3 separate regions of the Homo sapiens genome follow, and all the other regions are linked to region 2. Evidence: read pairs that join two places in POLR2A ChIA-PET (ENCODE). Cell type or tissue: GM12878. All regions are shown on one strand.

What was found. ChIA-PET counts read pairs that join two places held together with the same protein. Peaks named below come from ENCODE experiments on the same cell type or tissue, not always from the same donor. Only the 100,000 strongest peaks of a DNase experiment are listed, where the experiment ranks them.
Region 1: POLR2A ChIA-PET joins it to region 2 with 6 read pairs; 10 of 35 experiments call an interaction of 5 or more read pairs at or near these places.
Region 3: POLR2A ChIA-PET joins it to region 2 with 7 read pairs; 9 of 35 experiments call an interaction of 5 or more read pairs at or near these places.

What each region holds. Positions count from the first base shown.
Region 1 is chr5:95,879,658-95,882,157 of GRCh38, forward strand. It overlaps LOC105379091 (a long non-coding RNA gene), which reads left to right. Exons shown (of 3, transcript XR_001742813.2): 3 at 1-1,949. Among named protein-coding and RNA genes, the nearest start is that of LINC01554, 29 kb to the left of the region's middle. In GM12878, no CTCF peak of the experiment used is centred here; no DNase peak of the experiment used is centred here; H3K27me3 peaks cover 144 bases.
Region 2 is chr5:95,948,730-95,951,229 of GRCh38, forward strand. The region is part of intron 1 of ELL2 (elongation factor for RNA polymerase II 2); the gene reads right to left. Among named protein-coding and RNA genes, the nearest start is that of ELL2, 12 kb to the right of the region's middle. In GM12878, no CTCF peak of the experiment used is centred here; a DNase peak (open chromatin) is centred at 1,339; H3K4me3 peaks cover 729 bases; H3K27ac peaks cover 1,510 bases.
Region 3 is chr5:95,868,127-95,870,626 of GRCh38, forward strand. All of the region lies in intron 1 of LOC105379091 (a long non-coding RNA gene), which reads left to right. Among named protein-coding and RNA genes, the nearest start is that of LINC01554, 17 kb to the left of the region's middle. In GM12878, no CTCF peak of the experiment used is centred here; DNase peaks (open chromatin) are centred at 1,475, 2,215 and 2,285; H3K4me3 peaks cover 523 bases; H3K27ac peaks cover 2,041 bases.

The sequences.
Region 1 (2,500 bases), 69 kb before region 2:
CTGATTGGTCTATGACTGGGGTGGGAGTGTGGGTGAGCGACCAGATGGGACACCTCGAGTTGGCATGTTGGTATGATCATTTTTAAATGGGCAGTAAGCTTACTAGCTTCTTGCCTGAAGTGACGGCAGTATGCTATTGGAGGCAGATGCTGAAGGCCACTGCAAGGGCCAGCCATAGGAGAGGTCAGAGGAGTCCGAGGCAACCAGGGTGGGCTTTGACAATGCCCAAAGGAAACCAAGGCCAAGGACTTCAAAGCTGTCATTCAATCAGCCCTCTCATGCTCCTTGTCTCTCCTCCCTACCTTCCCACCCTTTCATCCTGGGAAATGCTGGGTGGTGGGAGGAGTGGGGAGGATGGCAAAAAGCACTTGGCTTCCAGACTAAAGCAGGCCTAAGCTGGACGAGGGGAGAATATTCAGTTCTAAATGTATTTCAGAACTGTGGCTGTTACATGACTGGACTTGTGAGTTACTGAAATGAGGCCCTTGCTAAAAGTGAATACAGGACTTATTTAAAAGTAGCTGTCTCTGAGGAATTCTGGGAACCGCCAGAAATTTCATCTCTGAAGGCAAACAGCCCCCAAAAAGTGGATTTGTAGGGACACACATGACAATCGCTGTTGCTTTATGATTGTCCCTCATGGTCAATGTGACAGTGTTTAAACTTCACAGGCATTATCCTACATTACCAGGGATGAAAGAAAGAAGATCTAGGGGTTTAGGCAAATTGCCCTGGGTCAAAGGTAGGTGAATGTCACAACTGGAACTCAGGCCCAGGGTAGAGAACTCCATGTTCCGTTCTTTCCCCCAATACCACAAAGCATTTTCTATCCTCCCCAATTTTTCATGCTTTTAGGTCCCTATTTCTGACCTGGCCTTGTCACCATCTATATGTCAGGTCATTTTTAACCAAAGACAAGGGGAAAATGGTAAGATGTGCATGCTAACAGAAGAGGGGAGCCAGGGTCATTCACTCAGTCAAGAGGAGGGAGTGAAGAGAAGGGAGGAGCAGGTGGGGAGGGTGAGTTAAGGAAGGGAGGGGTGGATGATAATTGGCTACCACAGCAATAAAGATTTGTCAACAGGGGCAGAGAAAGAGGAGGGAAGGAGGAGGGTGGAGAAAAAGGTGGCTTTGCTGACGGTCCCTAGTGTCCCCTTACAGCTGTTCTCAGCTGCAGAGTTCTGAAGCTCAGGTGGCCACGAGACCCCTAGAGACCCTCCTGGCACTCCTTTGACAAGGCTGATTTAAATGAACTCTATCCTTGGGAGGAGAAGGAAAAACTTACAGGTGTAAGAAAGAGTGATTTTCACAGCAGCCTTTTATCCAAAGCATCTTACCTGTAACGAACAACCCCCTCTAGTAACTAGGTGGCAAGAAGCACTTAGGCTTCCAGACAAAAACGCTCTTTTAAAAACTGTCCTCTATAAAGACAACTGGAAAAGAGAATAGAGAGAATATTCAAAGTTCAGCTCAAGTTGAGAACAAATGCATCAGCACTGTGTCTAAGTTACTGGTAGCCAAGATGCCAAGAGAAGCTAATGTGGGACTTGAAAAGATTCACAGAGGGCCGGGCGTGGTGGCTCATGCCAGTGCTGCTAATCCCAGCACTTTGGGAGGCCAAGGTGGGCAGATCACGAGGTCAGGAGTTCAAGACCAGTGTGGCCAACATAGTGAAACCCCGTCTCTACTAAAAACACAAAAAATTAGCCGGGTATGGTGATGTGTGCCTGTAATCCCAGCTACTCAGGAGGCTGAGGCAGGAGAATCGCATGAACCCGGGAGGCGGAGGTTGCAGGGAGCTGAGATCGTGCCACTGCACTCCAGCCTGGGCAACAGAACGAGACTCCCTCTTAAAAAAAAAAAAAAAAAAAGATTCACAGGAAAAAAAAAGTATTTCATAGAGAAATCTGATTTTTGATAGAGAAATCAATAGCAGAGCTTTTAAAATGTTCTGGGCTGTGTCCATTTACCGGGGAGCTCAATCAATCACTCTTATGCAAAAATCTAAATTAACCTAATAGGGTTGTTCAGCTCTGACTGGTTGCTTTGCTACATATATTGCTACAGAACTTTCCACCTCTGAATAAAAGATGGAAAGAAATAATTTTAAAGTATCCAATAAAAATACATATAGTAAACTTATGAGGTGCCAGACACCTCTCTACGTATGTGTCAGCCCAGCAACCTCCAAGGCAGGTACTATCCTGTTCATGATGGGAAACAGAGGATCTGGGGCTTTATAAACATGCCCACAGTCTGTGGCTTGTGAGTGGCACAACAGGACTCTAAGCCAGGCTGTCTGGCAAGACTCCTTGCTCTGAAGCCCTGTGCCCGCTGCTTGTGCTCTGGCACAGCTTGCCTGGCACTTTACCACTCCTTGTCTTCGTATCATTTTTTGGAAGTGGCTGCTGGGCTGTTCTCGGCACCACCTAGGAAGAGTGTGTAAGCTCCTGGGGTCCCATCCTGCCTTCCCACGTGCTGTCACTTAGACGTCTTCATT
Region 2 (2,500 bases):
TTCACCAAGTAGCTCTTCTGAAAATCAAGTTACTCTAGGGCTTAAGGGAATAGTATTTGAGCTATAAGTAAGAGAGTTATCTTGTATCTATTTCCAACCAAGAACACAAAGGCAGATTGTAATTGGCTAGGGAAACTCCTTCAACAACCTGATAAAAGTGATGGTTTGCAGTCAAAAGATTCTGTCAAATTTTAGTACTTTCACTGCTCTTAGAAGCTCCTTGAATTTACCCTTTATACCTCTTATGAAATGTTGGGCATTCCTAAGCACAGAATAGTAGTATAGGCAATGCTAAAATGCTCTTAAGTTTGGTTATACTCTTGACATCTGCATTTACAAGCCAATGCTACTGCAACAAGAATTGCTCTATGACCAAAGAGATCTATGTACACTTATTTCCAGGGACTATTCCTCACAATATATCAGAACTATAAAAGTAATATATAATTTACTGAGTCATTTTCCTAAGAAATATTCATTTTCCTAAGGAATATTAATTCTGACATGATTCCTTTGGGGTGGGAGAAGAGCACAGCTGTTTTTTTGGAGTTGAATAAAAAAGTTATCCTATAAAGGTAGTTTATAACCATCTCTTGATTATTTACATATTGCTTACCCATGTAAACAAATTAAATGTGTGGTTACCTTTCCCTTATCAACAACTGTCAGTTTTACAAATATACAAGCAAGAAATAGCATTCTGGGCCTAGAAAATAACAATATTTCTAAAAAATATTATAGAGATCTTTCCAACTTTATTCTTTAAGGTTAGAGATGTTTTTGAGACACCTTTAGCTTCCCTTTTGAACCCATCATGGAACTTTGAGTTAACTAAAGGTTAACTCTTGAATTATTCTTTACTTAATTCAAGAATTCTTAAATTATTTGAAATCAATCAGCAAGTATTTATTAAATACTTGGTATCTACCTTTGTATCTAAGCTGCATTATAAGCCATGATAAAGATACTGCAAAAAAAAAAAAAAAATTCCAATGTCAAATATAATTTTGGAACTTTGCCCAAAACAAAAAAACTTTCTATAAGTGGTGATGGTTCAAGTGAGTACTTAAAGTGGATTGTTTAAAGAAACAGTTTTAGCTAACCAGTTACTATTTGAGCGTTTACAATGTGTCAGGCACTATCCATTTTTACTACCACCTCTGGGAATTCTCAGAAGCACCCTTGTGGGGTAGATACTATTATTCTCATTTCTCAGGTAAGTTCTGTGAATTACTGAAGGCTACATGGCTAATAAGTGACCTGGGGCTCAGAACTGTGCTCTTATTCAGCATTTTATATAGTTAGTCTTTCCTGCCCCTCTTCAACAATAGTAATATGAAATTTGAAACTGAAAGCCAGAGAATTAAGAATCACTTTTTTGGTTTTGCACTATGGCAGAAGGAAAATACCAGACAATTTGAGAACTTGTTTTTACTTGCACTAGTAAAAAGTAAATAAGTAGACATGCTTTTCCCTGGGATGCAACTTGGATAAAATAGATCATCTTTCTTTCCCCCTATGCTATTTAAGAACTGGTAGTAATGATTCTTTTGTTCAAGAGTCACTTTTTTCTTTGTTCTTTAAGACATCATCTGATAGAGAACCCAAAGAAGACTATTTAATAATTATATTTTAACCACTGTAATAAAAAATGTCTAGGCAAGGAGAGAGGAGGAAGAAAGAAAATTGGAGTTAAAAGCAGAAAATAGCACAAGAAATCAGACAGTTGATCCTGAAGAAATAAAATACACTCAGCTCTTGTTAAAAGCCAATAATATGCTTAGAATAATACATGATATGAAATTTAGAAATAATCCAAAACTACTTTAAAAAATGGTATCTCCTTCTTTGCCTCAAACCTTTTATTAGATGCCAAAAAGAAAGTCATTAAGCTTCACAAAACCAATCTAGTATTTTTCCCTGTGAGTCAATGTAACCTTAGATTCAAAAGAAATTCCTTTTCTGCAGATTTGGAAGAACCAGATTAAAGAACATATGAAGTAAAGAATAATTTCTTTCTAGCCACTACAGCATGGAAAGAGTGAAATATAAGGGATTATCAAAACCAACATCTATTTAGCACAATCCTTGTTTTGAAAGATAGCTTCTAGAAAATGGTGGCTATCTGATACATGCCAAGTTTTATTTATATATATATATGTATGTATGTATGTGTATATATATATATATATATATATATATATATATATATATATATATATATAAAATCTTCATATATATGGTTGTCTTAAATCTTAGGATTTCAAATAGCTCTTGAACATGGAAGGCAAAAATCTAAACCAAACAACCAGCCAAAAAGTTAGTTACTGTGAACCAGCCTTTAAATCAACAACACTTGGCCAGGCATGGTGGCTCACACCTGTAATCCCAGCACTTTGGGAGGCCGACGTGGGTGGATCACAAGGTCAGGATATCGAGACCATCCTGGCTAACATGGTGAAACCCTGTTTCTACTAAAAATACAAAAAATTAGCCAGGC
Region 3 (2,500 bases), 81 kb before region 2:
GTAATCCCAGCTACTTGGGAGGCTGAGGCAGGACAATTGCTTGAATTCAGGAGGCGGAGATTGCAGTGAGCCGAGATCGCGCCACTGAACTCCAGCCTGGGAAACAGAGACTCAGTCTCAAAAAAAAGTAGAGCCTCTCACCTCCCTCTTTCTTCCTTCTTGCTGCTTCTCTTGCCATGTGATCTCTGCACCTGTTGGTTCCCCACTGCCTTTTGCCTTCAGTGAAAGCAACCTGAGGCCCTCACAAGGAGCAGATGTTGGCACCATGCTTCTTATACAGCCCACAGAACCATGAGTCAATTAAACCTCTTTTCCTTATGAATTACCCAGACTTAGATTTTTTTTTATAGCAACACAAATGGACTAAGACAGTTACCTGCCTTCTTAATTGAAAAAATTGCTAAATTTTAGTTACAGGTTAGTGAAAACAAATAAGTGGGTCTTTCCCCATCCAAGTTTATAGAACCTTGGAATTCTATCCAAGAGCCCCTTGGGTGTCTGCAGACCTCAAAGTCAGCTCCTCTGCCAGGATGGCTTCTTTGCTACTGGCCCAAAGGACAATCACAAGAACTAAAAAGAACAGTATCACCTGTACCTTCCTGGTATATCTGCTTATAAAACCCAAATTTCACAGCTTGTCCCCAACTGGCAGGCTTCTATAGCATAAGCTTAATGGCAAGAAATGATAAAATTCATGTGAGATCTACAGCCAATGTATATTTGCTTTGTGTTTTTGCTAAAGTGACCAGATATTTCTACAACAGATAGTCATGGCTTTAGACTATTTGTCAAAATAAACTTTTAGAGTTGTCTTGACTTTGATGCCTTCTAGGCCCCTTGAGGGAAGCTGAGAAGGCAAGTACAAAAGTGGGCTAACAGCTACATAAAAATAAGCTAAGGCCCACATCAAGATGTGGTGTGAGGCTGGGCATGGTGGCTCACGCCTGCAATCCCAACACTTTGGGAGGCTGAGGCCAGGAGTTCAAGACCAGCCTTGGCAACATAGCGAGACCTGCTCCCTCAAAAAAACAAAACAAAACAAAACAAAACTGGGCATGGTGGCACACACCTGTAATTCCAGCTACTTGGGAGGCTGAGGTGGGAGGATCACCTGAGGTCAGGTGTTTGAGACCAGCCTGGCCAACATGGTGAAACCCCAGCTCTACTAAAAATACAAAAAAATTAGCCAGGCATGGTGGCATGCACCTGTAGGCAGGAGGATCGCTTGAACTCAGGAAGTGGAGGTTGCAGTGATCCGACATCATGCCACTGCACTCCAGCCTGGGTGACAGAGCAAAACTCTGTCTCCAAAAAAAGAAAAAAAAAAAAAAAGAAAGAAAAGAAATAAAGAATGAAAAGTGGCATGAGAGTAGGAGCAGAAAGAGGCAAGAAATATTTGGGCTCAGGCACCAAAATAAGCCCAGGCTAAACCAAGTTTCACAAAACTTCATCCCCCAGCCCCAAGCCTGGGGAACCACAGTGTGGGCACAGTGAACACGTTTGCAGCCACTTCCTCAGCATGAGCTGAGATACCACATAAGAAGAAATCAAAACAAAACCTACCTCTTTTTTTTTTTTGGCTTGAGGGAGCTAGTTTTATTTTAGGGGCTAAAAAGAGGAAAAGGATGTACTGATTTCCACAGTTAGGCAGTATCTGTACAGAATGTTTTAAGAAAGCAAAGAAGTTTAATAGGTGTTAGAAATAGTATGCTTTAACCTTTTCAAGTGGCATGGGTTTTAATTTTGGCATAACTTTTAAAGGAGACATTGCTATCTTTTTTTTCTTTTAATGTGTACAACTTATGCAGTAAATTATAAGGGTGTTGGCCAACACATTTTATATATATACATATATATTTGTGTAAAATATATATATGTAAATATTTTTCTGTTTTTGTTCTATTAGCTAATACATACAAAGAAGCTAGATACAAAAGCATCACTTCTAGAAAATAAAGGATACTAAACCAAAAAGATGATACAGCAGTGCTCATGCTTCCTTAGTTGTTTGTTGTTGAGTCACTTACATGGTTTTTCCAGACAAATGTCTGAGGGAACTATACCTGCTTTGATAAGGGTTGAGTCAAAAGTAGATGAAGGAACTGCTATGAATAGAAAAAAGGAAACTCAAGCTGCTGGTAAGCTTAGGAAATGTGGAAATGAGATCATATTCAGAGAACAAATTTACTTTTAGTTTTGAAATAACCCCTTCTCTGAATGGGTAAGTTCTATGTAGTCCAGCCTGTGGAAAATACTCAGTGATTAAGGGGCTGCCAGTGGCTATGGGAAATGGACTTGGTTGGCTTCTACTGGAGGTGGGGGTTTGCTGCTCCTCCTGAGAAATGGGGCTGCTAAGGAAAGGAGTCAGCTCTGCAGGTCAGGCCCACGGATTCTCAGTGTTCAATGCCATGTGCTTCACAACAGTCTGAGTGTGACATTCTCAGTGTTGCTTTTGATTTCTATGTTTCTGAGAAGCAGTTAGTCTCACATTGATCTCAGC